3 separate regions of the Mus musculus genome follow, and all the other regions are linked to region 3. Evidence: chromatin loops called from intact Hi-C (ENCODE). Cell type or tissue: heart. All regions are shown on one strand. Links, peaks and the distances in the headings refer to the core of each region. The heading gives the core; the rest is flanking DNA.

What was found. Hi-C counts contacts between places; a loop is a spot of excess contacts. Peaks named below come from ENCODE experiments on the same cell type or tissue, not always from the same donor. Only the 100,000 strongest peaks of a DNase experiment are listed, where the experiment ranks them.
Region 1: a loop joins it to region 3, with 2.5 times the contacts of the local background. A loop is called at or near these places in 2 of 42 quality-filtered maps.
Region 2: it touches region 3 in a loop (2.5-fold over the local background); 2 of 42 quality-filtered maps call a loop at or near these places.

The regions. Positions count from the first base shown.
Region 1 is chr1:71,877,513-71,887,670 of GRCm38, forward strand. No RefSeq gene overlaps it. Among named protein-coding and RNA genes, the nearest start is that of Gm8883, 5.5 kb to the right of the region's middle. In heart, for the core only: no CTCF peak of the experiment used is centred there; no DNase peak of the experiment used is centred there; H3K27ac peaks cover 713 bases.
Region 2 is chr1:71,762,075-71,772,232 of GRCm38, forward strand. No RefSeq gene overlaps it. Among named protein-coding and RNA genes, the nearest start is that of Gm39660, 26 kb to the left of the region's middle. In heart, for the core only: no CTCF peak of the experiment used is centred there; no DNase peak of the experiment used is centred there.
Region 3 is chr1:71,648,559-71,658,716 of GRCm38, forward strand. It overlaps Fn1 (fibronectin 1), which reads right to left and starts at 4,676. Exons shown (of 46, transcript NM_010233.2): 1 at 4,274-4,676; 2 at 2,963-3,091; 3 at 2,004-2,141; 4 at 636-767. The coding sequence starts at 4,424. Apol7d (apolipoprotein L 7d) reads left to right here and starts at 4,777. Exons shown (of 4, transcript NR_040308.1): 1 at 4,777-4,828; 2 at 8,487-8,608. In heart, for the core only: no CTCF peak of the experiment used is centred there; a DNase peak (open chromatin) is centred at 4,743; H3K4me3 peaks cover 5,157 bases; H3K27ac peaks cover 4,533 bases.

The DNA.
Region 1 (10,158 bases), core at 774-8,773, 230 kb after region 3:
CTTTCTCATGCAAGCAGCTGGTCTGCACCACCAATGTTACAAAGGCTGTTAAATGGTAACAAAGTGATACAAAAAGAGGCAGCCAGAAAGATGCAAGGACAGCAAAACCACAGATATGAAGGCAGTTAAGATGTGGTGATCTTTCCTAATCCATCATAAGGCACACACTGTATGCACCATAGACACACTATGGACACACTATAGACATTATAGACACACTATAGATACTATAGATACACTATAGACACCATAGATGCACTATGGACACACTATAGACACTATAGACCTACTATAGCCTGACTATAGTCACTATAGACACATTATAAGAGAAGAACCTGCCAAATTAACTGCATCAAAGTTTTATGTGCCACAGATGCCTTCAGAGATTAAAGGCACAGAGACTGAGGGGAGATGGTCTGTTTTTATGTTAAGGTCTGATGAAGAATGAAGAGCCAGGTTGAAAGGTGAATGGAGCTGGATAAGAGGCTGAGGCTTGGGGAGGACCCAGCAAAATGCATTGTTGACATGCTTCCTGGCCTCCTGGGTATCCAAGTCCTCTGGAGTCATAACCTTCCTGCCAAAGAGAAGGAAGAACGAAAACTTAGGATACCTTCCGAAGGGCTTATGTCAAGAACGGTTCTGGGGTCTATGACTCCCTAAAAAAAAAAAAAGAAATTGTGGTTCTTGAGAGTCACTTCCAGAAGTAAAAGCAAGGAAGGAGGGAGGAAACCTGAGGACCGGAGAAAACCATCAGGCCTTACCTCTGAGTCCCGTCAATCACCATCACAAAGCAAGCCTCACGCTCTGCAGCATCAGATTTTGACTCACCAAATAGAGAATTTATAGTTTTGATTGCAAACCACAGTAAGAGAACTTATGTGAAGAGCAGTGGCGTTACTTTGGCTGTTATTTTTGACCTAGAGATATAAGTTGACTTAGGAATTTACAGATTGCTTGTAAGAACTGCTTCTTTTGCTCATTTTAATGAACTATTTCTGATTGTCATTCAATGAAAACAGAAACTTTACCATTTAAGTATTTTTAGTGGAGGGAGGGGAGGGATACGGGAAAGAAGAGGAGGGGGAGAATAACGCATCAATACACTGATTTTGGGAACATTTGCCATTTATTTTATTTCTTCTCTTTGCAAACCCTTTCCCTCGCTTCACCCACGACATAACTATAATGAGTGCAATAGGACTCCTCCCTCATTTGATCTTATATGTTTTTATCTAGAATGTGGAGTACTATTTTAGCACCTTGAACTTATTATATTGCAACTGTTCTCTCAACTTGGTTTTAATTGTTAAAGATAAACAATTAAAAAGAATTTATCTACCTCGAAAACACAACCCTTAATCATTCATTTTAACTACTAGAGAGTATGCCCTAGAGTTAGTAAGCTTTAATTTATTGACTCATGGACATCTTGGCTGTTTTGTTGTTGTTTATCACACACACACACACACACGTCTATTCTTGTACGTAGTTCTTGTGTGCATGAAGAAGGCATTTCCTCTAGTGTCTGGGATTTCTGGCTTCTCACTGAGGTACATCTTGAGTTTATCCAGATCACACTAGCTGCTATTTAAGGGTGGTTGGCTTTTGTTCTCCACCCATGTCCCCTTATGATCTGCATACAGCACAGTCACCCTAGAGCATGCCGCACCATGTCATCCTTTGCTCAGAGCCTGGTGGCACCTCCCTGTTTTACTCTGAACAGCAGACAAATCCCTAACCAATCCCGGCTCACCTCTGCTATGACCTTCCAGCCTCTACTTGCTCTTCTTTGAAAATACCTCACTACTTTATGGATTTTTGCCCCCGCATGCGAATCCTGTACCTTTAAGTCATCCTTTAAAATATCCCCTTAACTAGCAAACACATAAGTGGATGCTCACAGTCAGCTATTGGATGGAGCACAGGGCTCCCAATGGAGGAGCTAGAGAAAGTATCCAAGGAGCTAAAGAGATCTGCAACCCTGTAGGTGCAACAACATTATGAACTAACCAGTACCCCGGAGCTCTAGACTCTAGCTGCATATGTATCAAAAGATGGCCTAGTCGGCCATCACTGGAAAGAGAGGCCCATTGGACACGCAAACTTTATATGCCCCAGTACAGGGGAATGCCAGGGCCAAAAAATGGGAATGGGTGGGGAGAGAAGTTGGGGGGAGGGTATGGGGGACTTTTGGGATAGCATTCTAAATGTAATTGAGGAAAATATGTAATAAAAATAATATCCCCTTAACAATGAGGCTACTCACACATAAGTAGCTGTTCGCTCATTAGATTTTTTTCCCCATCCTAGAACCATTATCCTTTGCTACACAAGGCAATACATACTCAGTGCATTACTTATTCTATTATATTTTCTAGTGACGTTTCCACACTAGAATATCAGCTCCAAGAGACCAGAGTTCTTTGCATGTGTTCTCTGATGTGCCCCAAGCCATGAACAGTATGCAACTGTCATTCCATGTCATTCTTTGTAGGGTGCTGTCCAAATGTAATATTGATTCTTTATTGCAAATGTATGGGAACTATAATTTGAAGAGCCCACACTCTGAGCTGCCTTTTCACCACCTCTGCCTTTTCACTACTTTGTCCCTAGTATTAAGAACAATGCCTGGTCCAAAGTAGATGATGCAGACAATTTGCTAAACAAATGGTTGGATGGAGATTCCTTTAGAATTTTACTCTGCAATTTGGAAATTAATTGTGCTGAAAGTTAAGTCTATTCGAGGCTTTGTGACTAAAGCACGCTAAGTGCTTCTGCACTCACCATTGAGCCCTAGATCACCCAGCTGAAGGCTTTTCCTCCTAACAGATTCCCTTTACAAATCCCATTGAGAAGAGAGAGCATGGGAGTTTTTTAACCGCCTCAAGGTAAGATTCTCTCAGGGGAGTCCTGTAAGAAGTCTAGACCCAATACCTTTCTGGGAAGAACCCAGGAATCTTAATGAACAGGTGAGTTAAGGAAACAAACTTCTGTAAATAAGCCCAGCAGCTCATCAGCCCAGCCGGTGACTAAACTGCCAGCAGGGCCCCTTATAAGTCTTGCTTAGAGTAACAGAGCAGACAAGCCACAGACAAAGGGCCCTTTGGTGTTTGACTTGGGTCCCAGAGTCTCGCTTCTGTGCCTACCTAACATGGTCATTAGGGACTCAAGGAATTTGAAGTGACTCATAACCCTGCGTTTATGAATTAGTCACGACATCACAACCAAAAGAAAAGAGGCTGCTGTCCACCCATCCAAAACTGTTTCTAAGATCATGACTACTTCCATCTCATGAGCAGATGAAGCAGGAAGAGTACAAAGACCTGGACCACACCGGAGAAGGGGAAGAAATCCCGTGAGACAGAGAACCATTGGAGCCACTTGTGTTCGTAAAGGAACAAGCCTAGGAATGTTTGATCACTCCTCCAATGAGAAAAAGCCTCTCTGAATATGCAAATTACCTGTTAAAGGGGGGTTCATGTCTGCAATACATTCAACCAGATACTACAGCCTTTAAAACATAATTCTTGTTCAAGGGAAGGGTTTAACCCCTCCCCAGGGTGCTTGGGTTCCACTGCGAACTCTGGTAAAGTTGGTCAACAGATGGAGTCATCTTTCTAGCATTTTTCCAGCATATGTACACACACACACACACACACACACACACACACACACACACACACACACCATGGAGAGGACTTACTGTATAAACTATAATTTGATCAGATGAAAACTTTCTGTTTTTAAATTTAGCATCTATCTCAGGAAGATAGAGGAAGGGGTGTTTCAGAGGCCCTGTGGGATTTCACAGCTCCTTGCATGTGTTTATTAGAGAGTGGGCAAAAATGCTTCCCATCTGTTAGCTTTCCCCAAGTGCTGACAAGAACATTCCATTATCCAGCTTGAGTGCGCCCCCACCCCCACCCCATTTTTCTCAGTCTTTTCCCTATTCACTCTGAATGGGCAAGGAGTGTTGTAGTGAACGCAGGCAGACTGTGTGCAAGCGATGCTTAAATGTTCTAATGTGGTATTAGAAGCAGAGGACCCACCCCAAGCTTCGGGGACCTAAATGATTCACCCAAGACTGTCTCCTCGTCTTGAGCTTGTGTTGTCCTCAGAGAAACTCAGACCCTGCAACAGACAGACAGACTCCCTAGAATTCTTCAGTCAGAAATGGAGGAACTATTATTCCTTTACAGATAATTCCGTTAGGCTTCTCCCAGGAACCTAGCAATAGTTTACATCATAACCTGCCACACGGTGCGAGCCAACCTGGCATATAAGAGAACCTGACTATCCCAGTTTTCTCTCCATCTTCATTCTCTCTGTGTTTCCACGTGTTTCTAGCCGTTCTTCCTCTCTTCTCTCTCTTTTTGTCCTTCTCTTCCTAGGTTACCCCCACGCTTCCCTTCGTATCCTCGAAAATAATCTTTATTCTAGGATTGTCGCATGGTATGATTCCTCAGGGAGGACATCTTGGCAGGGCCCTGCCGAGCTGCTCTCTCTCTCTCCACCGCATTATATGGAATTATAAACATAACATTGGTGCCAAAAGACTCAACAGGCTGTCCTGGAGCGGATTTGATACACACAGGCCAGAATCCTGGGACCCTATCTTTGCCTGCCTGGTCAGGATATCACTCTCTCCTGCTATTCCTACCGCTACTTTTCTGCACACACCGACTGATGGTGAGGTTTCGATTTCCCTGGGCAGTTCTTTCTTCCACCAATGTGCGCTCTCGCTCTCTCTCTCTCTCTCTCTCTCTCTCTCTCTCTCAAAACAAAAACAAACAAATAAAGAAGCCAACCAAATAAACAAACAAAACCCCCCATGACTGTCTCCAGGTAAACCATGTTTGTCGGGCATCTGTCCTTGGTCCTCCTCCACAATCCAGCCACTCTGGCTGGAGGGACTGTTCCACACAATCCCTAGTCACACCCGTAACTTTGGAACGCCTCAGGTACAGGTTGCTCTTTCTTGCTCCTGGGATTTTGTATAATTATCACCAACAGTTGGGTAAATATAAATAAACTTGACACTCCCCATTTCCCTTGGTGGGATATGACACAACTGTTCTTTCCAATGACTGCTCCTGAGCCAAACCATGGATCTCCTAACTTTTACAGATCATTTGTTTGTGATATAATTCCAAATTCTACTAAAATCCATTTTCTCCATATGACAGCAGCTCTCAGCCCACCTACGTGGACCTTCATACCCCTCTCACCTCCTACAGCTCCGCACTAGGAAGGTTCTCCAGATTTTATTTCTGATTTGCAGATTCTCACTGCCACAGACAAATGATTCAAACACCATTTATGCTTAAACTCACTCTTAAACTTCTTTTTCCCTCCCGAACCAGACCTGGCTCCCTGCTGGGGAGGCTCCCTGGACTCGGTGAGGTAGGACACACTGGCGCTGACCATATAACTTTCCCATTTTAAGATGACCACATGGTATGATGCAACAATTATACAACTTTTTGATCCTAACAAACTCTCTTTTTATTATTAAAAATTCCTTTTAGACTAAGGAAACAACAAGGCTCATATTTTAAGTTGTATGGATTTTTTGTGATGATAGAAATCCAAAGTTATATTTTTACAACACGTTATGGATGCAGAATCAGAGAAGTCTATTCAGATTAACAAAAGCTTATTTAGAATGTATGTCTAACCACTTGTCTCCTTGCTAATACATAGCCAGTGCATACTTGTTTAAATGAGTACGGTTCCTTTCTCCCGCTGTTTGCACAGGCTCAATTCACCCCTCGGTTTTTTTTGGCCACTGGACCTTTGGGGAAACTGTCTACATTCTTCCATGGTGCAAACGCTCAACCTCACTCCCAGACACTAAGCATTTGGGATACTCGGGCAAGCCAGAGGAGTTTGCTCAGCTCCCTGTTGCCCTTGTAGTTCTGAGCCCCTGTCACTCTGTCAGCTCACTCTGCCTTTGCTCCCCTTTTGCCCCCGCCCCCCATTTCTACAACAGCTCAACTGACCCAGACTCTTCTAACAACCTTTTACAAATCCTCAGAGAAGTGAGATCCTCCCTCTAACAGTCTGTGGGACTGTGATTCTCCTTCATGAAGTTTTACACAGTTTGGGTTGTTCAATTTTCTCCCTATAGTTAGTTACTTAATATCTATAAAGACTCTGATAGGATTCTAAGGTGGTTCCCAACATCTCCATCTTGTGATACAGAGACCTCTGTGTTAATCTCATTTCCTCCATATGGACATGGCCTGTGGATACAATGGAGTGCCACTCCTGTGGTTATGAACTGTTATGTGTTAAACATAATTAATGTCCCTAATCGGTTGACACTTAGTTAAAGGAATATCATCTTGGGTGGGTACTATTCAGGTGAGCCTTTGCTTTTCTTTTCTTATTCTTTTTTGTTGTTTGTTTGTTTGTTTGTTTAGGTGTTTTCTCTGCGTAGCCTCTGTATAGACCAGAACTCACTCTGTAAAATAGGCTGGCCTTGAGCTCAGAGATCCACCTGCCTCTGCCTCCCAAATTCTGGGACTAAAGGCAAGTACCCGGCTTAGGTGAGCCCTTTAAATGAAGATCCACGGACCCTTTCCTACTAACCTTTACAAAAAAAGCAAACTGACCTGAGTTTTGTAACTACAGAAAGACTATTTCTGTAGACAACCCAGTTTAGAGGCCATCTCAGGTACCAGTCCCCTGCTGTGGAGTGCTGTGGGTCCCATCAGAGGTGTCAGTGCTGCTGTGTTACTGTCACCTGGGATGCTGGCAGGGCTAACACGGGGGTACATGAGCAAGCAGGACCATCGACAGCAGCCCACATGAAGCCTTCCAGACTAGGAAATTCTAGTTAGCAGGAGAACACTTGACTTTTGTTCTCTGTGTCCTGCAATCACAGCACACTGGGTTGTTGCCATTAGGGCCCTGACACCACGTTCTCATGTGTGTACAACCAGCACAGGTAGCAAGTATGCGGAGAAGGGCTCAGGGGGTTCCTGGCCAGCAACTCATGATGAGGTAGCCTAACAATGGCACTGAGTTTTCTATTTTTTAATTCTAGTGCTTTCTGTACTGTTTCCCTCCTAGTCACCGTACCACCTTTGTTTAAAGTCTCTAGCTACTGGCTTTTAGATAAAAACGATAAAGGAAGGAAGGAAGGAAGAAAGAAAGAAAGAAAGAAAGAGAGAGAGAAAGAGAGAAAGAGAGACGGGGGAGGGAAGGAAGGGGATGGATGGAGAGAGAGAGAAGAAAAGAAAGAAAAAGAAAATCTATAAAATATTCAAGGGCTACCAATCTATAATAAAACCTCTTTTGAGAGTGTGAGCAGGGTCTCTGAATCACTATCTGTCCCAAACAAATAACAAATACAAACTGGTCCTGGAGCTTGGAAGCCAAAGGGATACAAATTAATAAACGTAACATTATTTTACTTAGCAGGAACATGGTCCATAAATGAAGCTGTGTGAGATTTCTGAGGCCTTAGGAGAAAAGTCCGAGTAAACAAGAGTCTTGTGATCTCTTTCTCCATAACACCTGTGGTTCTTGGAAAGTGCATTCAAGCGCCTCCCAGGTATATGGGATGGGAGTGGTTTACTTCAGATTATTCATTACAGCTGGCCGTTTGTTTATATGCCTCTATGAAAGATCATGTTTTGCCACACGCAGCTTGCCCTTGTGGTTGTAACACAGGGGACTCTTTTCAACCCCCCAGAAGATAAATTGTCTGATGCTCTGACTAAAGTTGGCCATTGCCTGAGACTTCAGCTGGCCTCGTTTTTAGGCACCGCTCTCCCAGATTTGTGCCACCAGTTAGAGCAATAAACAAGCAAGATCTACTATAGCATGAGAAGACTCCATAACATGTATCATTTGTTCTGTCAAAATAACATTGGTACTGCAGCAGAGCTGGGGCTTCTAACTCCTCTGTTGAAGAGACCTCAGCTAAGTGAATAATCTCTGTTCTTGGGTCTCATTTCACCCAACCATGCGTGACTGTCTTTTCAATTTCTATCCCTTAAAAGAATTCTCCTATGGTAGTCTGCAGGGTGTGTTCTGAGAACATATCCACTCAGTACTCACGGCTGCAGGGAAGAAATGTACACAATAAGTCCAGGGGAAATAGCCACCTAGTCTTTGGACAAGCACAATCTTATCGTCAACAATGTTCTAGCCCCATATTGATCTATTGCTGACTATTGGCCCTGGGGCTCTTTGGGTACTGCTATGAATTAAGGTATGCTCAACTCCAGCAACCATCAAAGCCCGAGCACTGCACATAACTGCAAGGGACCAACAGCTCCACAGTACGACTTAGGACCTCTGGTTGTCTTGCAAAGGCTGCATCTGTAGGCACCACTGGCCATCTCCTTAGGGAAGCAGCTGAGGTAATCTCCATCACACATGACTCCCCTTCTTTACAGATGCAGGACAATGTGCAGAAGGAGAGCTCTTTTCTGCCATTCAAACTTTTGGTGAGTGTTGCCTGAGCTTTAACAACGTCCAGGGGCTCACAAAGACAGCCTTGGTCCTTTTGTTCATTCATCCCCTGCAGGAAACACAGCTCAACCCAAACACTGCTGTATTTGTTCTCAGATCAGCCCCTTATGTCTGTTTTTCTTTCGTCTCAGGCCCTCTTGGTTACTTTAGAACTTATAAACCCAATTTACATGCTACTCTAAGTCTCCAAATCAGCCAGCGAGATCATAACCCACAAGGAAAGCCACTAGCATCCTCAAAAGAGTCCCAGGGTCCTACTAAATTATCTTTACTCTCCAGCCAAGGCAATCTATCTTGTCTAGTGAAGTAGGCATCTAAGGCCTCTTTTGTCACACCGTAGCTGCGCATTTTATCACCCATAGCAAGAGCTGCACAACTGCCACCACAGCGTGAAGCCATGTCAGCCTGTTACCACACAGGGGAAAGTGGCCATATCAGGATTTCCCCTGGAAATGTTCTACCCTGACTTTCCCTCAGCCTTGCTGCCTGTGTTATCATCCACAGGACTCCTGCATCGGCTACCAAAGCAAGGATGCATGTCACCTCATGTCACACGTAGGAAAGCAGCCATATCAGTTGCCTGCAGACATTTGACACAGATTTTCCTTCTAGGAAAACATAAGGAAATGCCTTTACATCCCAGATAGTACAAAGAGACCAAGTAGTAGTAGTAATAATGATGATGATGATGATGATAATAAATTCAACTTAGCGAACCATGAATTGTGAATTTATTGCGTTACTTCAGGAGCATGGTGACTCAAAAGCTATTACATCATGAAAAGTCTTATCCTAGTATGAATGATGACTCAAAATTGCTACATCTATTGTCTGTCTATATGTTAGGCTTTCGGAGGAGGAGAAAGAAAATCAAAAAGAAAGGTCCTGAATGAAGTTTCCTTCAGAGGACAGGTGTATTGACACAGCAGTAAACAGTATGGCAGGGGTCCGGAGTGAGAGGCGTCAGTCCTGGAAGGTAAAATTCGGTGTTTACTCGGAAGGGTTTCTGGGGGTAACGGGAATCCTGGACTGTGAGGAAGCAGCTTGGTTAATGTGTGACTTACACTACATGACAGAGGTCACAGAGACTCAGGATAGGAGAGTGGGGCTGAGTTAATAGGTGACCAAAGTCAAGCTTCCAGGGACCCTGAGGTGGGGTGGGGTTGAGATTTGGCTCTCCAGGGGAGTAGTGTTAGCTTTTACAGCAGCTATGAAGGGAAAGAGGCTGCGGTGGGTGAGGCCACATCTGTAGGCTCTTTGCAGCACAACTTGGAAGGTCTGGGCTCTAACCATATAAATTCTAGAAACCTCAAACTTGACCCCACCCAAGACTATATTCAATTAAAAGACAAGAGACAGGGCTGGAGAAATGGCTCAGAGGTTAAGAGCACTGGCTGCTCTTCCAGAGGTCCTGAGTTCCATTCCCAACAACCACATGGTGGCTCATAATCATCTATAATGAGATCTGATGTTCTCTTCTGGCCTGCAGGCATACATGCAGGCAGAACACTGTATATAAAATCAATCAATCAATCAAAAAAAAAAAAAAAAAAAAAGGACAAGAGACACTCCTGGATAGATCAGGTGAAGGTTTAATGAGTTTCTCCTTAGCCTGTTATCCTTGCCACAAACCTAGCTATTATATTATTTGGCTAATTTTACTGCTACGAC
Region 2 (10,158 bases), core at 673-8,672, 110 kb after region 3:
GCTGGCCTCGAACTCAGAAATCTGCCTGCCTCTGCCTCCCAAGTGCTGGGAATAAAGGTGTGCGCCACCACCACCTGGTAAGTCAGACTCTTAAAGATACTAAAAAAACCCAGCCCAGGGGTGGGAAGGCCCTCAGGAAAGAAGCAACGAAGTGCTCAGAGAAGAGTCAACTTCAAACCTCTTAAGTCCATAGTGGTTCACATTTTCCCCCACAGGAAAGATCTCCCTGGCTGAGTGTGCTCCCCTAGAAGGGTAGAAGGTATCCAAAGGCAGCACTTAGATTTTATACCATGAACTTAAAGTGCTCAAGTTAGTGAGCCCCACCTGGAACTCTATCCCAGGACTTCATGGATTCCGAGGCCGCAGCTTTTCAGGGTCGGGCTTTTCGCCTTACCTGTCTTCTCACCTTTTCAAAATTAACTCTTCTCACTCCACTCCACCAAATTTCTCATTCAAGTTCAAAGGAGAAAGCCATTCTCTCAAATACTCTTGGATAACCATGAATGTTCCTTGTGTTTCCCTGATCCATCGTCCTGCCCTAAACAGATGCTCCTGAACACACTCCATACCCAACTGTGTTCTCTTTACATCCCTGTATCCCAGCCGTCTCTATCTCCTGCTTAACCTATGGTATTAATTTACTTAGTAGCCTTTCACATCTTCAATGGAACCTTCTAGTTCTCTGTCTCATGTTGTAGCCCAGCCATCAAAGGTCAGGTCGTACCCCTCTTTCATGCCCTGATTGTTGTAATATCTGTAACTGTAAAGTCCTTAATATCTTGTGCTTGCCCAGGTCACCAGTCTCACCCCTCCTACCTCCCCAGTACTCACCAGCTTTGACCTCGTGGCTCTCCGCTTAAGTCCAATGTCTTCCCTGAACCTCCAATCAAACTACAGTCTTCTATCATATATGATTTCTAAGAGTCTAAGATTCCCACCCACTGTCTCTTGTGTTAACTGGATTTTAAGTAGATGTTTAAGAAAATGATAATATTAATTTAGCATTAGTCACTGCCACTTGACTGAACTCCTCAAGGATAGGCATCCTTATCTCATCCCAATCTCTCTTCCCCGGTACTCAGTTGAGAAGCTTGAACATTTAATATTCATTAAGTGATGGGCTTTAAAAATTCTGCTCATACTGGAAGAGATGCAAGGAAGACTATCTGTGGGTCGCAGCCACAAAAAGGGACTTCTCCTTGCATTTCCTGGGAAAGATGGTTTCTTTTGCATCTTTGGGTCTTGCCCTAACAGTGAGACTCACATGTTAGTAGGATACTAAGCAGAAATATGGTATAATTTTTATCATTTAACTCACTCTCAAAGTAGCTGCTCATTTCCATTCCAGATTCTAGCTAGAGATGTTGGGTCATTTCTAAGAACATCAGTTAGGAGAGAGCAACACACAGCTTGCAATACATTGTTATTTTTTAAGTCCCCACTCCCAAACAAACAAGTGATTGCATAAAAAAATTAACTCACTTATGTCATGTACACTATGTTGATTTAAGGTTCTGTAGAAAGGAGAAAAGTGTTTTGCTTTTCAGTGTAAAGAGCTAGTCTAGAGGCATATGTTAGACCCACTCTAGTCCTTGCCCAAATATGGTGACATAACATTCTGGGTTAAGACAACTAGCCTGGATTTATAGCTTGAAATCCAGACTGGGTGAAATAGGATCCCAGTGAGTCAAAGTGTGTGATTGTTCCCAAAGTCTGGATGGAGGCCAGTCATTCATAGCTTGCTATTTCCAGTGAGATCCCGAAACACAAACACTTTTAGTCATCGTTAACAACAATCAAGAGATGTAAAATCACAGTGGGGCCTTCTAGTTAAAGCTGTAAAGTACATACCCATACTGTCTAAAAGCACCTTCCACATGTCGTTCATGTCTACCAGTATGTTTAGAACTGCAGAGTCCCCATGCTGTAAAACCTGACAATACAGGAATGTAAAACAAAGTATTAACTGTTTGATATAGGATTAACTGTTGACAAGTCCAGGAAACTTGTCAACACACTCAGGATTAGAATTTGTATGGTCACAACTTATTTTAGGGGCATTTTCTCGAAGGCCAAGTCAATATTTGTAGACCCTGGGCTGAGCTGAGTGGCAGCCAGTTCTGTGTGGCATGCGGCACTTTAGGTGGCGATTCCTGGATGATCCCCACCTTTCCCCATCCCTCCTAGCTAAAGCCAACCTTTATACCTGCAGAGTCTGGAATTTGCCATTCCTTAGGGGCAGAGGTCCTGCCTTCTTTGAAAACCCAGACACTCCTTAGAAAGGCAGTTACTTCTCAGGACATTAATCAGCCCACCTTATGTAGAAATAAAATATACTATCAATGCAATAACTTACTCTTAACCTCTCAAACTAAATCTTCTGCAAATTTTAAGTAGATGGTATTTGTCTCAGCCTGTGTGAATAGGCTTGCAGAAGTTCTCATAAGGTGACTTGCCGTTTAAAGCCGACTGACGCATACACTGTCTTCTCTGAGGAGAAGGGAGGGATGTGCTTGGAAGGCAACGGTCAGAATGAACCCAATGCCACACGATACCCCACTGATGTCTATGACCAACACGTATTGATAAAAATTGTATTACATGTGTTTATTGTGTATGAGCACATACATGTGCGTGCATGTGGATATGGGCATGTGTACCACAGCATACATATGGAGGTCAGAGGACAGCTTTCAGGAGTTGGTTCTCTCCTTCTTCTATGTGGGTCTCAGGGGTCAAACCTAGGTCATCAGGCTTGGAGTCAAGTGCCCTTACACTCGGAACTGCCTCATCAGCCCAAGAAATTTTAAAGTTTAAAAAAAAAAAAAAACTTGTGTGTGCGCGCTGGTGCACGAAAGTACACATGAACACAGGTGTTTGAGGAGGCCACAGGTGTCATATTCCCCTGGAGTTGGAGTCACAGGTGTTGGGAGCTGTCAGACACTGGTGCTGGGACTTTAACTCCGGTCTCCTGCAAGAGCAGCATGCACTCTTAACTTCCGAGCCTTCTCTCCAGCCTCCTCAATAGAGAGGTTTAAGTGAAGAAGCAGATGGGTGGAATGTCAACACACATGGCAGTGATGTGAAGAAGAGAATGAGAGGGAAGTACATTGACCTGGAAATGGTCTCTGCCAGCACAGTCTCTTCCCACGCGGTGCTGAGGCTGGGTTTGTAGACATTGTTGTTGCATATGCTTGTGGGTTTGAAGAAAACGGAGCTGAAATGATTAGAAAGAACTAGGGGGGAAATCCGCAAGTGCTCTCTCTGTTTGACAACACTGAAACCCACAGAAAAGTGCAGCAACCAGCTGAAAAACTTCAGCTCTGCTTCTACAAGAAAGCATCTTTCTCTACTTTTCATGTTGGAATAGATAAAAGCTGTGACTTGTTCTCACAATCAAAAACCCTTAAGCCAGAAAGCCATGGTATCCTTTGAAGTTTTAGGAGTTTGTATCACTAAACAGCATGTCCCAAAGATTCTGAAAGGCACGAGTTAGAGATTGGCTAGTTTAACTACTGGCTTATGCTCCTGTTAGCAGCGACTGGTAGTATTTTCACACTGAGAGTTAGTTTTGCAGAAATTAAAATATATCTGTATTTTGGTCATGCCTTACTTTCCCCTAATTGAAGCTGACATTTAAGTCCCCGTCAGGTTTCTGCCTATTAATTTTCATGTCTAGATCTAGAAAAATCTATATGATGTCATGGGATGTGTCTGGGTCTGGTGCCATGTTTTGATATGTGATGCTACGTCAGGACATCTCACCAAAGCAGACGGTAATAAAGAAGTTCATGGGCTGGCAGAATGGCTCACTGTGTAAGGATGCTTGCAACAGACCAGAAGAGATGGGTGCCATCCTAGGGATATATGAATCTATGTGGTGGTGGCTGGAAAGAACCAACTCTCTAAAGTTGACCTCTGACCTCTCCATGGGCCTGGTGGCACCCACACTTGCTCACAAAATAAATACATTAAAAATATAACGTGGCCAGACGGTGGTGGCGCACGCCTTTAATCCCAGCACTTGGGAGGCAGAGGCAGGCGAATTTCTGAGTTTGAGGCCAGCCTGGTCTACAAAGTGAGTTCCAGGACAGCCAGGGCTACACAGAGAAACCCTGTCTCGAAAAACAAAACAAAACAAATAAATAAATAAATGTAAAAACTTAAGAAAAAAGAAATTTATACCATGCTGCAGGCAGACAACCGCTTTCCTTGGTAAACTCTAGAAATGTTGGTTTGTGATCAAACAATTTATATTCTCGTCACTGAAAATTACTATCCTAATTTAATTAACTAAACTTTCATAGTTAAATACCCCCAGCCTAACCCCAAATTATAACTATCATAATAATTGGCCATGTAGTCATTCACTTTGCCTGTTTTTATGGCTCATATAGTTAGTAGCCTTAGTGGCCTTAGAGTACACTTCCTCTTAACAACAGATTTTAAAAGCATCATTGAGCTGATTGTGTCATTTCTCAAATTTCTTCTCTTCAAATTATTTATTTATTTATTTATTTGGTTTTTCAAGACAGGGTTTCTCTGTAGCCCTGGCTGCCCTGGAACTCACTTTGTAGACCAGGCTGGCCTCGAACTCAGAAATCCGCCTGCCTCTGCCTCCCAAGTGCTGGGATTAAAGGCGTGCACCACCACTCCAGGCTTCAAATTTTTTATAATATTACTCTTCCTTTTTCTCCAATCTTCATTCTACTTTCTGCTCTCCCCAAAGCTCCCTCCACCATTTGTGTATTTTGGTTTATAAACCAGATTCTTACATATCTGTGATAAAGTATGATGCTTTATTAAGTATGAGTTTTATATTCTACAAAATGGTATCACATGGCAAACTATGTTGAATTGCTTCCCTTCTGCACTCGGGGCTTGGATCACCTCTGTTGCTATGTGTTGATGTGGCTAATGGTGCTACAGAGCCATTTGTAAGATGTGCTTCCCCCATGTAACCTAGTGATAGGTGGGCATCACCTTCAATTTCTAGAAGGATGGGAGTGCTAAAGTTTTGTTAAAATGTGGAGAGATGGGTGTTCTGGGGAAGCCAGTGGTGGCTATAATGTTGAGTTTCATTTCTTGTTAGAAGTTCTAAATGAACTTAAAGAGAAGGCATCTTGCTCTAGAGAGCCTCCAGCCAAACAGCTGGTTCTCAACAGACAGCTGTAGACTCGTGACCATGAGCCTAAAAGTTAAAGCAAATGACACTATCTACAAGGAATGCTCCGCCTGTGGAGTCTGAGCTGTTGAAGGCAGAACTCGGACCGGCAGACGCAAGGGAGAGCAGATGCAGGGACTTTCAAGACAGATGAATTGTAGCAATTCTGCATAGAAATGCTATATCAGATTGGTCCATAAATTATTCTCTGTGGGAAGGAGGGAAGGAGGGAAGGAGGGAAGGAGGGAAGGAGGGAAGGAGGGAAGGAGGGAAGGAGGGAAGGAAGGAGGGAGGGAGGGAGGGAAGGAGGGAAGGAAGGAGGGAGGGAGGGAGGGAAGGAAGGAAGGAAGGAAGGAAGGAAGGAAGGAAGGAAGGAAGGAAGGAAGGAAGGAAGGAAGGAAAAAAGGAAGGTAGGTTTCATGAGAACACAGCTATACTTCTCTGTTGTGAGTTGTCTGTGGCTGTTTTCCTGCTCCAAGGGCAGAGTTATGTGACATCAACAGAGATGGTATTGACCTGCAGAAAATATTTACTGTCTGCCTTTTTACCAGAAATGCTTACAGACACTTGAACTAGATGAACTTGAGCAATGAGCCAAGGGTTGCTGGGATTCTTAATATTTCTCCTTTAGCTTCTGGAGAGGAGGCTCAGAGCTTACGAGGTTAAGAGGTTAAGAGCACACACAGCTCTTGTGAGTTTGGTTCCCAGCATCCGTTTCAACTATCTGTAACTCCAGCTGGAGGGATCCAATGCTCCCATGCTCCATGAGCACACAGAGAGAAGCCAGATACACACACACACACACACACGCACACACACAAATAAATACACCCCCTAAAATAATAAAAACAATTTATTAAAAACATTCTTTCCCCTCATCCCACAAGCAGGCTATACAATCCTGAGTGTATCCATCATGCTTGATTAAGCATACATGTAACAAGTCTATAAAAATGCTTTGCCTTCCTTCATTTCTTGTGAATGGATCTTAATATAAGTCTAGTAGAGACTGATTTGCTTGACTGTGGAAAGCATGGTTTTCCCTTTGTTTGCTTGTTTGTGCCTGCATGGATGTCCAAAGTCAAGCCCAAAGCCAGGGTTTTACATATTTGCATCTCTCTGACATGACTGCACGCAGCTGGTGAGAAGCATTTGGTAAGTGAGCGAAGCTTCCATAGAGAGCACAGGTATCCGTCAGCTCCCACAGAAGCAGCTGCTCTGAGTGGCTTCCCATTTTCCTTCATACTCTTTGAAAGGTGCTTTTGCCTTGTAGTTCCTGATCCCAGAGACTTTCTGAAGGTAATTTGCATCAAGAAGGGTGGCCATTTAATCAATCTCAGCACTGGGGAGGCAGAGGCAGGTGCATCTCTGGGAGTTCGAGGCCTGCCCGGCCTACAGAGCGAGTTCCAGGATAGCTAGGGCTTTACAGAGAAACCCTGTCTGGACACACACACACACACACACACACACACACACACACACACACACACAAGGTTGACAAGATGGCTCAGCAGGTTCATGTGATTGCCAAGCAAACCTGATGACCTGAGTTGATCCTGAGAACTCAAGTCAAAGAACCAGGATGGGGTGAGATGCCATGGTGATCCCAGTATTCCCACACTGGGACGAGAGCCAGAGGCACAGAAAATCACCAGGTATGAAGCACAGCAGAAGCAAGGAGACCCTCTCTCAGAGAATGAGGGGAGAGATCCAACTCTCAATAGTTGGCCTCTGGCCTCCCTCCACATGTACATCATTTTCAGGTTTAATAACAAAATATGTTAAAATAAGAAATCCAGTCATGGTGGTGCACATGTTTAATCCTAGCCCTTGAGTGGCAGAGGCAGGCAGATCTCTGAGTTCGAGGCCAGCTTGGTTTACAGTGAGTCCTAGGACAGCCAGGGATACACAGAAAACAAACAAACAAACAAAAACAAAAACCTGTCTTGAAAAACAAAAGCAAAGCAATAAAAAGACATATATGCTATAATGTAGATGTTTGAAGTCTTGGTGCCTGGTTGGAATAATCTAAGAAGCTCTGACTGCAATAAAATACAGGTGCCTGGGTTCCAAGGCATTGACGGCCCCCCCCCCTTCCTCCTTCTCCTCTTCTTCGATTTATTTTATTTATATGAGTATACCATTGTTCTCTTCAAACACACCAGAAGAGGGCATCAGATCCCATTATGGATGGTTGTGAGCCACCATGTGGTTGTTGGAAATTGAACTCAGGACCTCTGGAAGAGCAGTCAGTGCTCTTAACAGCTGAGCCATCTCTGCAGCTCCCAGCATTGACACTTCAATTGTATATTTTAGACATTGAGATTCATGGGGTTTTTGTTTATTTCCTGTGTGTGTATGTCTGGTTCGTGGTGGTGGTGGTGGTGGTGGTGGTGGTGTGTGTGTGTTTAAGCCAGAGGTTGATGTCAGGCATCTTCCTTGATCACTCTATTGCTTTATCAATTGGAACAGGGTCTCTCATTGAACCTGAACCTCGATGGCTGGCTCCATTGAAGATCAGCAAGCTATTAGGATCCTCTTATCTCTGCTTCCCAGCTCTGAGGCTGTAGATGGGGGCCACCACAGAAGCCTTTTTAAACATAGGCACTAGTGATGTGAACTCAGGTCCTCAAACTTGCATAGCAAGTACTCTTAGCCTCTGAACCATCTCACTACCCCAATAACCAAGGCTAAAAAACAAAACAAAACTCTGTTAGGTGATTATAATATGAAGGCAAGCTAGAAAGACAGGGAAGGCTATGCAGACATGAGAAAGGGAAGGGACCCTTCACTCCAGGGTCTGGCTAAAGTTGCTCACTAGCTGAAAAGCAAGAATTCCATCACAATGACATTTGTTGTGTAGGTTGCCTATATACATACAATATTCTTTTCATATAGAGATGTTTCTAATATGAATATTAAATTACTAATGAACTACATTTAGGGACTTGGTGTATATGGCTTTAATTCCTTTCCCAAATGTAAACCTTTTGGGGAAATCTCTCAAACAAGACTATAAACTTTGTTCACAACAAAAACATGTCTTAGTTCCCCGTGTGTTCCTCATATGACACAGGCTTGCCTTATCATCTGTGATGGATATCTACGACACCTCAGGGACTAATGTATGATCTCATTGAAGTTCCTTAGCAACCTTTTTGAGATATGACTTCAGATGACAACAAAGCCATATGTTGTAAAGACATTTGAGGACAATCTCTTTCTGAAAGCCCATGTCTACACTTGTGTGTGTCCTATCCTGTCCATGAACACTTATTTCTTAACTCTGTGCTTACAGCCTATATCAGACTTCTTTTCTGCTAAACTGTAACTCTGCCTCATATTGACTTGTGCTGAAATTCTCCCTGTATCCTTGACCTGTAAAGAGGCTAGCTAGCATGTAACTCATTCTGTGGGATGGGGCTCCATCCAAGGGAACAGCTTGAGCCTGGGGATTTCCTGCCATGCAAGTGTATTCTAAAGTTAACCCACTTTACTCAACCATTCATATACCTGATTTTAAATATTATTTTACATTAAACAAACTACTAAGTTAACGTTAAACTTGTTTTAGGCTTAATTTTGACAATAAATCTAGAATACTGTATGATGGGAGATAAAAATTGGTCTCTCCCCCCATGCTCATCTCTGTAAATGAATTACATTTGTACTGAGCATGACTGACCATTAACTTATATATCTCAAATATCTTTAACAGTTTATAACAAGTTGGTATCTTTCATAAGGTTTATAATTTTATTTCTGTTAAGTTTGAGCCTTAAATTATAATTATTGATTAAAGATACTTTAGTATCAAAGTAAACTTGAAATTATAAATAAGTCCACAGAGACACTGATCTCTTATAGTGTACTTTTAAAAATATCAGTTTTTATATGACTCAGTTTCTCCAAATAGCTAAAGCTTAACAAATATAACAAGAGTACCACAGCTCTTCTATCATCCAGTTCTAAACCAAACCATCTTAAAAGCCTAGTGTTGCCTCCTCGGTCTAAAAAAAAAAAAAAGGGATACTGTGATAAACAGAGGGATACTGCATGCTCACCATAACCAAGAGGTCAGGAAAGTCACATGGCATACTTATGCCGTGATGAGGTCACCAGCCAAGATGGCAGCAAGCCACATGTCAGTCCAAGGTGAGCCCAATCCGGAGCATACCCTTTTCTTCAACAAGAGTCGAATCTAATTTATATACATGGTATGTTATAGCAAGTTTACATGATCAATAGATCCTTTCACAACTACACTTAATGACTTACAGATCCTAAAATATAGAGTTAAAGTTTCAACAAAAGCAAAGCTTTAAAGGTAGTAAGCAGAACCAAGGAAAAGGAAGGAGGGTTCAGAGAGTTGGTCATCTTACCTTGTAGCATCTATGGAAAATAGTTTATTTCTAGTTGTTTTCAAGCCCAAGGTGTCTTTTCTGGGCTGTTTTGTTTTGTTCCACCACTGACGCTGCCTTCTCAGGGGGTAGAAGAACATGAAAGAAGTTTTCAAAACTACCCACGCCCCTGAAGACATTTGACTCTCTCTAAGACTGAACCCAGTGTGATCTTACATATCCATAACCCATTTGTGTGTGTCTGAAAATGAGACAGACAATCTGAAATGATTTTATCTCTTAGCTGTTAAAGATACAAGCAGGATTTTCCAGGCCCGGAGAGGCAGAAACATAAGTAGGCCAACAGTATAAGACAAAAGAGGTATATGCTATCTCAGGAACGGATACAAGTTTGGAGGCCTGGCAGAAACAGCTTCAGGCATCTGCTGTGGGCAGTGCTCCAAGCCAGAGCTATGAAAAGAATTAAAGTGAAGTAATTTAAAGTGAGTTATATGGGGAGGGGCCTCGGACCACACTAGTATTCCATCTCATGGACTCACCTAAACCAAAGCAGGTATTAGAAATGAAAAGTGCCGAATTTGGACCATCCGTGCTCGTTTGTGTTTTGATGACAGATTTTCACTGAAAGGCGAA
Region 3 (10,158 bases), core at 774-8,773:
CACTGATCTGTGTGTCCCTAAACTAAACCACTATAAAATATGAACGACTTACAAAGAATGAGAGGAGCGCTCTTTAAATTTTAGACTAATGTAAAAAACAAAAACAAAACAAATTTGAAAAAACACACGTCTGACTTGGAGATCTAAGAAAGAGAACCCAAAACTTTGGGCTTCAGAGTACAACCAAGGCTAAGACAAAAAAACAGAAAAAATAAATAAAACAAACCAACAAAAATCCCCCACAACCTTTAATGTTTGTTTTTAAGGAAATTGCCAAGGTGTGACCGGAGCCACGTGGCATTTTGTGCTTTAACAAACTGTGTTCCAACAAGAAATGTGTCAATAGTGTAATTTTTCCTCCTTTAAATAACATGTCTTCTTCACCAAGGGGACAGCATAGTATATAAACAAAAGAAATCACTTCTTCCTAAAGATTTTAACTCCACCTTGTGCTTTTCAAACAAAATTAAGATTCCTTTATGTTCCATAGTTCAGGATCTGATTTCCTTAAGGCTGGTGACTCGCAGCACATTTCACTGGTTTTTATGCTGTGATTCAGCTATCCCGGCCACTGGTTTGCTTAGGCTATCTGCTTGTGGCTCCGTTCCCCTCGATCACACACACGAGCCACTTACCTATAGGTTTGCAGGTCCATTCCCCTTTTCCATTTCCCAGACACAGACACTCTAACATGTAGCCACCAGTCTCATGTGGCCTCCTCCACTTGTCGCCAATCTTGTAGGACTGACCCCCTTCATGGCAGCGATCTGTTACAGATCAAAGGCAAACGTTAGGGGATTGAGAGAATTCAGGGGGTGCTCATCTCATGTTCTGCCTGAGATAAATAAGTATGTATGTTGGCCAAAATGCAATCCCTAATCCTGAGGGATTTTTTTGGCAGGCAGCTCTCCTGCCAAAAAAAAAAAAAAAAGCAGAAAGAAGGCTAACACCATATCAGCCCACTTTGGGTCAATCGTTAAAGCACAAAAAGGAAAGCCATGGAGAACTCTGAATGGCAAGAAGTCATAAATTGTGGTTCCCCGGAGACATCACAGGCAATCTGTTCCCTAGACAGAGAAGAGCTGGGGGAACTGTCCTCCTAGACAGCAAGGTGAGCTACTTGGGCATAGCATTCCGATCTCCTGGAGGACGGAGAGCCTGCATTCTACTCCAGGGTGGAAATAGCACTCTGGCAGAAAGCAAGCAGACACACTCATGAGGGTTGGAAACCCTGATACTTTCTTAGGCTGTGAAATCCAATGGCTGAATTGTACGCAGGGTCACAAGTGTACCATCGACTCTTGGGCTTTGCCAGGAAACTTGGAAAAAACCCTCATGTTAAATGTTGGAAATATTGATTTGGTCTATTCAGAAGGGACTAATTGGTTCTTTTGGACAGAGGACTTATATTTAAAAGTTGGTTTTTAGAGAGAAAGTCTTATTAATAGAACGTACTGGCAACCCAATGAGTCACACGAGAAAGACTGCCGCAGCTGTAGACTTCCTGAGAGAAAGCCCAGGACCTAAAGTTCCTTGGAGATGCACTGTGCTCATCAGCCTGTGTTGAATTTGAGAACCGCAAGGTTTTCTCCCCAAATCTAATCTACTCATCACAAAGAACCAGACTCCATGACAAAGAGCAAAAACCCTTCTGGCTCATAGCTGCAGAGGATAAAATGATCAATCTGGCTTAAAGAGGCCCAGATAATTTAAAATAGGTAGGTCCCTTGGGCATATCTTATTGAAAAGAACCAAGAGATCTTCCACTGTCCACACACACACACACACACACACACACATACAGAGAGAGAGACAGAGAGATTCCATCTCTGCTTAGATCCATCTTCCAGATGTAGAGGAGCTAGGTGGGTGACGACATGGGGTTTGGTCATTGAAGTAAAAAGTATTCACTATTCAGTCAGGGATAACAGGAAAAGGCAAGGACAGGCCAGAGGGAAGTGTGTATATGTGACCTCAATAACTCCACAGAAGGCCTCTCTTACTTGCAATGGTACAGCTGATCCTGCCTCTCCCAGCCCCGATGCAGGTACAGTCCCAGATCATGGAATCTTTAGGGCGCTCATAAGTGTCACCCACTTTGTAAGTGTTCCCAGTGTATTTGTCAAAGCAAGTCTCTTCAGCTGTGGAAAGGGGAAAAAAAAAAAGTCCATGTGAGTCTCACACACATACATGGCGACTCTGAAACTTAAGAGAGACAAGTTTTTAAGTTAGGCTTTAATAAAACCAGAGCTCTTGACCTTTGGCCAGCTCTCAGCGGTTCCCTTATTTATAATGTAAAGAGTTCCCAGGAAAAAGCCACACCCTGTGACCAGCTGAGTTGCAGAGGAAAGATTCCAAATTCCAGTCTCAAACCAGGGAAATCAATTCAAGGGTCACAAGGGACACAAACAGTTTGAAGGTTGCCGGCCTCCCAGCAGTGGCTGGCCTTTGTCAGCCCCACTGAAACATTTGTCCTGTACCCTCCCTCAGCAGCCTCTCTGAAGGGACTGCTGTAGCTCACCGGAAGCGTATCAAGGGGCTTCAGGAGTCTCCGAAGTGGTAGTGGGTTGTTGTTTTTGTTTTTTTCACGGAACTGCAGCTAACAAATCACTTTACAACCCAGTGCCTCAAAGCAACTTCTGGCCCATAATTGGGAGCCAAAAGATCCGAGATCACTTTCTAATAAATTAAACTTTTATAAGCAAACTTTTATAAGTTTTCTTTTTGAAGGGAGACACGCAAAACCTCTCATTTTCTAATCAAAAGCTCCAAGAGAATAAAAAGGCGGCTTTGGAGACTCGTGTGGATTACATTTGTTTTAGAGGTAAGAGCATGTGAAAAGCCAGTGCAAGAAGTCTAATAAGAGGGAATTACAAGCGACTGGAGCAGGGAGGAGGAGAAGGCAAATGTGGTTTTACTTAGAGCATCATCTCTGCCAGGGCCCAGACTGCCTTCCACTTACGCTCAGGCTTGCTCTCGCAGTTAAAACCCCGGCTTCCTCCATAGCAGGTACAAACCAGGGCGTTGCCTAGGTAGGTCCGTTCCCACTGCTGATTTATCTGATAGTGCTTCCCATTGTCAAAACAGCCAGCTGCGAAGAATTGATGGGGAAAGTTATTAACAGTTCCATCCCTCCCTCTCTTTTTTCCCCTACAAAACTACTGAATTTTGCCAACTGACTTGGTGAGCCTGCACAAACAAAAAAACTCTTAAAAGCAATATTCCACTAAAGTTCAGATGTGGAAACTAGCTAATCAAAGATTTAAGCATTGTTTATGTAGATGGATGTTTAGGGGTTTTTTCCTTCTTATCTTTTAACTTGGGTAAAAGTTATACAATGACGTCATGTCCTTATGGGCAGGGGAACTACCTCAGCAGACTTGAAACACTCTGAGAGGCCAGAAATAGAAATTACTTTTAAATCCTGAGGGCTTCAATACTCTTAACAACAACAACAAAAAGACAAGAAAGAAAACTTAAGTTGGGTGTCTTGATGACTATGCCAATAACCCCAGCTCTGTAGAAACTGAGGCAGAAGAATTGCTCCCAAGTTGAACACACAAGCCTGGACAACACAGGAGAATGCCAGGCTAGCTTAGGCTACAGTGTGAGATCATGGCAAAAAAAAAAAAAAAAAAAAAAAAAGAAAAAAAAAAGAAAAGAAAAGAAAAGAAAAGAAAAAGAAAAAAAGGAGGGAGAACTTTTAAATTTTCCTCTAGCCCAAGATAAAGGAAGAGTGTGTCTCTGAAAAACTGGAAGAGAAATGGCTATCCTTGCTCTTGGGGAAAGAATCCTAGGCTACCCCCCCCCCCCCAAAGCACTGAGCCAACTAACATCTCTTTCAAGTTGGTAAGAAACTACCTATTTAGATAGTCTCACCTCCTCCCCGTGTTAAATATTTAACCAGCTATTTGCTGATAAAGAAAATAAGGATCAGGGGAACCACAATAATCTCTGATGTAAAATTTGTAAGTTCGTGTCTCTTTTCTCTTTCACACGTTTTGGTTCCTGGAAGGGCGAACTGAAGGTGTAGAATTTGTTAGCGCACTTGAGGGGAAGAACAGACGGTCCCTACCTCCACTTCACCAGCAACCAGCCTGTTCAGACCTAAGCCTTTTGTGTCCACAGCTGGTTTCCCTCGATAAAGCGCGCACTCACACACGTTCGCACAGCCACGCACGCGCGCAAAAACTTTAGCCACAACTTGAGCGGGCGCTTGAGGACCAACCCATCCCTGCCGCCGGCCGGTTTGAACCAGACTGTCGGTACTCACGCTTGCTCTGACTGACAGCCACCGGGGATTGAGGCTGCACGATTTGCTGAGCCTGCCTCTTGCTCTTCCCGGCTTCGGTGCAGCGCACCGAGGTCCCCAGGCACAGGACTGCCAGCAGCAGCAGCCGCCCGGGTCCCGGACCCCTGAGCATCTTGAGTGGATGGGAGGAGAGTCGCCCTCCCCAGGAGGCAAGTGGCCACGAACTGTGGGTCCCCTCGCAGCCTGCGGGAAAAGTCCTGAGGTGGGGACGCCGGTAAGGAGATGGAAGGAGAGGACCAGAAGTTGTCCGGCTCACACCCTGGGCTCCTTTTCTCCCCCTGTGCAGCGCAGCGGGTGCGAGCGGTTGAGCCCCAAGAGCAGAGGCTTATATGGGACAGTACCTTCCCGCCCCCCACGAGGCCCTGCGCGCCGGGGAGGAGGGTCCGGTCCGACTCCTCCCGCCCCTCCTGCCGCCGCAGCCGCCGCCGACCGCGCGCCTATTGGCCCAGAGTCCGGGTGACGTCACGGGGTACGGTGGGTTCGCCCCGAACAAAAGAGATGCTGATCTCCCGCCAGGTCTGGGACTAGAGAACTTTTTTCCCCTTTCTGGTTTCCTTTGCGGTCGTCAAACTTTTGGGAGGAGGATTGGGGGTAGGGATGGGAAACGGCTGTAAAGTGATGTAGACTCGAAGGAAAGGGAGGGAGGGGCTGGAGCCTAAGGAAGCCTGGGGTGGTAAGGCTTACCCCCCTCATCTCTTAACTTTTTTTTTTTTAAATTGGTGGCTGTGGTGGTGTTTGAGAACATTGCGTCACCTCTGAGAAAAGTCTGTGCACACCAGAGTGTATTTTGTGGGAAGGGAAAAAGTCATAAAGTGGCCACCACCTTGTCCCTGTAGGAATCCAAACTTCACTTTTGCAGCCCCGGGGCGGGGCGGCTCCTTCTGGGTGCTTTTCCTGGGTCCTGGGCGCCGCCTAGGGTCCCCTATCTTTGCCTTTATGGTGTTAGGTAGGCTCAGACCTCGGTTTCTCCACGCAGTACCTGCCAGGTTTCAAGGAAGAGCCTGGGAGAGAGTGAGCGCGTGGCAGAGGTGACCCCCTTCCCTGAGCTTCCACAGCCCTCGGTTCCGCGCGGCGCTCTACAGATTCCAGAGAAACTCACAGGACCAAGTTTCTCTCTAAGAGGAAGCAACAGAAAGTTTCTTTTCTAAGTCGTGAAGCACAGTTTTCCTTTCCTGGGGATGGGGTGCCCGTTTCTTTTAAAAGGGCAGTAGTGAACAGCTTAAGAAGGGGAAAAGTTGAACTGGCTGATGAAGGGGGGCGGGGGGACCCTTCCCGTCCATGCCACGTTCACTGGGCCATCTGCACTCAAACCTAGGTGGCCTCTGAAGGGGGAGTTGGGGTGAGGATGGGTACAAAGATTTAATGTCTTGCCTCCCTCCAGACTTTACCCCGAATCCCCTTGCATGTGTCCGGGCGTTTATTTTATTTTATTTTATTTTATTTTCAGACTTCGCAGTCATGGCAGAATTCCACTATCCACCCCTCCCCCGCTGCCAGATTTTTTATATTTCAATTGTTATCTGCTCCAAGAATGTATAAAGTTCCACTGAAAATTCTCTGGACTTCCTACACTACTGAAGTTGAAAAGGGAATAGGAGACGTCCCCCTGAAGCCAGCAGCTCTAACACGTTGGTCTTTTTTTTTTTTTTTTTTTTAACCTTTCAGACACACACAAGCCCAGTTGCTTTGGTAGGGCTTCAAAAAGACCTTCAAGAAGCCCACTATTTTCAGAGTAGCAGATCCGAACCCCAAACTTGGCTTTCTCCCTCGGTTAGGCGCATGGTCTCCTTTGCTTTGAGAACATATTAAAGCTACTAGCTAGCAAAATATGTTGTTTGTACCAGGTTCTTGGATAATTTGAATTTGTGTGCTTTATAAAATCCTCAACACATTAAAGACACAAAATTAACATTTATCTTTATTGATGTAAAGAACTAAAAACAAAACAAACACACACACACACACACACAAAAAAAACCCACAGCAAATACCAGTTTCTTACAAGCAGTGTAAAATAAGTCAAGAATCTTTGTGACCAACACTCAGGGTTGAACCAGTGCCATACATTCCCCCAAATTTAGAATCCCGTCTGAGTTAGTTTTTTTGGAATTTCTCATCATCCCTTGACAAAACGGTTTTCTCTTTCAGATATAAAAGGGCTCCTTGTAAAACAGTGAACTTCTGGGAAGTGCTCTCTCCAGGGGGGGAGAAGGATACCTGGAAATCAGGATGCTTGCTAGATAAACCCGAAGGGAAGGCTTTCCACAAATATGGTAGATTCTGGAGGAAGGAAATAAGTGGTTAGAAAAGAATTTTGTCACAAAAATATGATAGTTTGGTGTATTTACCGTACTCAAAATACTTTAAAATAATATACTTATTGGAAAGGTTTGTGGGGAACCCACTTTACATTTCAGAAGAAAGTTTTCTCTTTCAGTCCCATAGAAAATGTCTCTGGTGGCCCACAAGCAGAAATATTTGGCTGAATTTTATAGGAATGCTTTGACTTGAAAGTTGTGTTTTGGTTTTGATTTGGGACATGGAGATATTTTCTTAATTAAGGTAAACTGGCCCTGCTACGGTAGCCTTCCCCCATCCAGATCTCTTCCAATTCAAGTCGATTATCTCTAACTCAGAGGTAATGAAATCTTAAAGACTACAGTTGGGGGTCAGGGAGCTGGAGAGATGACTCAATGGTTAGAGCACAGGCTGCTCTTCCAGGGGACCCAGGTTCTGTTCCCAGCAACCACATGACCATGACCACCCACAACCATCTGTAACTCTAATTCTAGGGAATCAGTTGAAATTATACCTCACCAAACTCTTGGGTTTTTGTTTTGGGTGTTTTTGTTGTTGCTACTGTTGTTGGTTTGTTTTGGAGGGATTGTTTTGTTTTGTTTGTTTGATTCTTTTGTTTGTAGTACTTTTAGCATTCTCTGGTTTTATTTCAAAGACCTAATCCTAAATTGCAACAACAGAGCATCCTCATTTCTTAGTTTTTCTAGGAGGAAGTTGGCCTGAATTCAGTATACTGGTGGCTTCTCTTTGCCCATCAGCTCCTTGGGGGCACTAGCTGTCTGTGTGTGGCGGTATAAATGTGACCAAGACACATCTAAGCATGAAGGACCATGCCTTGCCTTGCTTCCCCCTGTAATTGCCAGGATGGCAGGATTTCCCCAGTGAGTTTCTGACAACTTAAAATTTCACTGGGGAAAAGAGAACGCATACATCTGTGGGGTACGTTCTTCAGATGTTGGCTGTCGGAGGGAGACGGTCAAGAGTGTGTGTGGTAGAGAGCTTGAGCTGGTTTGACTTCTTTTGAGTTAAAGTCGTAGTTGGGTGAAGAGCAAAGATAATTTATTAGACCCACTCACTCAGGACTGAAATAGAAACAGCTCACGGGATAAGCTTTAAGGGTAAAGTTTTATGTTCTAAGCATTTGGCGGTTGTTGTTTTTTTTTTTTTAAGACTAATAAACATTATAGGCAATATCCCTACTGACCAAATTGCTTGCCTACTGGGGGAGGGGAACTCCTGATAAGAACATCTGGACTTCAAAGAATACAATTGGGTGACAGTGGCTGGGTTTTTTTTTTTTTTTTTTTTTTTTTTTCCTGAAAATCTTTGGCCTTTATCCTCCTATTAATCTCTGAGTCCTGCCAGGGGAAGTCTTTGGCTGGGTGACCTTAAAACTTTCAGCCACCGGACCGTGTAGCGTGTTTATAAATGTCCTGATTTTTCTATCGTTGAGTTGGACGGAGATAGATTACAATTGTTTTGTTTATTTTGGTTTTTAGGGTTTGGAGAGGGACATAGTTTGCTGTTGTTTTGTTTTTGTCTTTGCATGAAATCCTTCCTTCTTTTTCTCCTTAAAACAGCCACGTTTGCAAAACTGCTGCTCATTTAGCACAGGTGTAGAAAAAGCATTAGCTGCCCCGTGGGTAGGCCGTGTGGAGAGAGAGTCTGAGCAGTTTGTCCAGACTTGACAGGAAGAAGCTGGCAACTAGGGAGCAAATGTTTGATAACGGTTTTAAATTATGCTGTGAAAGCTGGCTAATTTTAACTTAATAAGCATTTTATTTATATTTGAAGATGCTTTTTAAAAAAATCAGCACTTTAAAAAGCCTTAATCCATGCCTTTTGCTCCTTAACGGGAATACTCTTCTCTCATTAGAATGACGTAACTCCCGAAGGCTTTGCAAAGGAGTCCACTTCATCTAGTAAAACGGAAAGAACTTCTGTGCAACTGGACCACTTCACCAGGCTGTCTCTACTTCCCAAGACTGGCAGCATGTGGTTGGGAAATCTTTATATTTATTGTTGATTCTTTCTCCAGTTTGACTTTATCTTATGTTGGCAACATGATTTTAAACCCAATTTTGTTCTGTTGGCAATTTGTTTTGGAAGGTTGACGTAAAAGGAGAAAAAAAAAAACTTGAAAGATTTTTTTCATATTTAAATTATTTTCATTTTCTTAATCACCACGTATTACAGATTTCTCGTATGCAACTGATCATGAAGTTGCAAAAAAATGACCATGAGTATTATGCTTTAAGTAAAGATGTATGCCAATAATAGACTATTGTGATAGAGGTGTCAGTAGTCATTCTTTGCGCCTAATTAGTGGTGACAAATTAAGGTCACATCCAACTGAATTGTAAAGATGATGGCAAAAATATAGTTCTCTCAAAATTTACACTGAATCACAAACTAGGTTAATGCAATATATTGTTTTATTAGCTATGAAAATTTTACTTACATGGAATGGACATTTAAAAATCACTGTTTAAAACATGAAAAAGGAACACATTGTTCCCAGGCAAAGAATCATACCATTTCAATAGCTCGATAGGAAAAAATAAATAAGTAGATTTTCTTAAACACCGATCTAAGCTGTGTGACTTGCTAACAACCTGCATACGAAATTCCTCACTCGCCCATCAACAGCTGTCTCCTTTCACCGCAGAGTTAGGAATGGAACCCAGAGCCTGAAGCATGCTAATCATGTGCTCTCAGGACCAAGCTATGGCACCAGCCCCCACCGAGAATTCTCAGGAACATCCCATTGTCCTGACAAACGAGAATCTATGGCTCAGAAAATCTCTAGAATGGCATTTTCTAAGTCACCAGTCTTAAAGAAATGGTGTATCACTTCGAACTCTCTCTTTTGCAACAAAAGCACCCATAAAGCAGTTAATTGACTACAGGATATGGGAAGATGTCATGGCCAACATGAGACTAACCATCTAAGAGACGTCACACATAAAGCTATGCACTGGCTTCTGCTTGCTGATTAGGACTGTTCAGTCAAGTGGCAATCTGACTAATTTTTTGGTGGACAAGTACGGGGTCGGGGAGGGGGATTGAATCAGGGTCTTGACCACATCAAGCATACTCTGCTGAGCCCCAAGTCCCTTGTGCCTAGTTTGGGCATTTTGCAACAAATGTGAAAGACTAGGAACTCTCTCCTAGCCTGAAAGTTTGGTGGGAATGGTCTGTCTTAGAGTTGGCTTCTCGAGGCTCAGCGCTATCCTCCGTGCTACCTGGGATCGAGCACTTGGTAAATGAAGAAAATGTCTAAGGAGTGCTTTTCTGGCCACACGGAGACAACGGCCGGGGTGGGTGAGGGGGGGGTGGGGGTGGGGGAGCAGTACTCAGTACTTTGCATGTGTTATTTAACTTTGTCCTCAAAGTAACTGCCAGAAATAGATATTAACAGCCTCGTTTTACTCTCTGAGGCTCAGTGTTTAAAGATGAGACTGAGCTGGAATTTAAATTAAGGTCCCTGACATAAAATTCATGTCCTTAACCAAGACATTCACGGCTTTTTCTGAAGTGATTTTTGC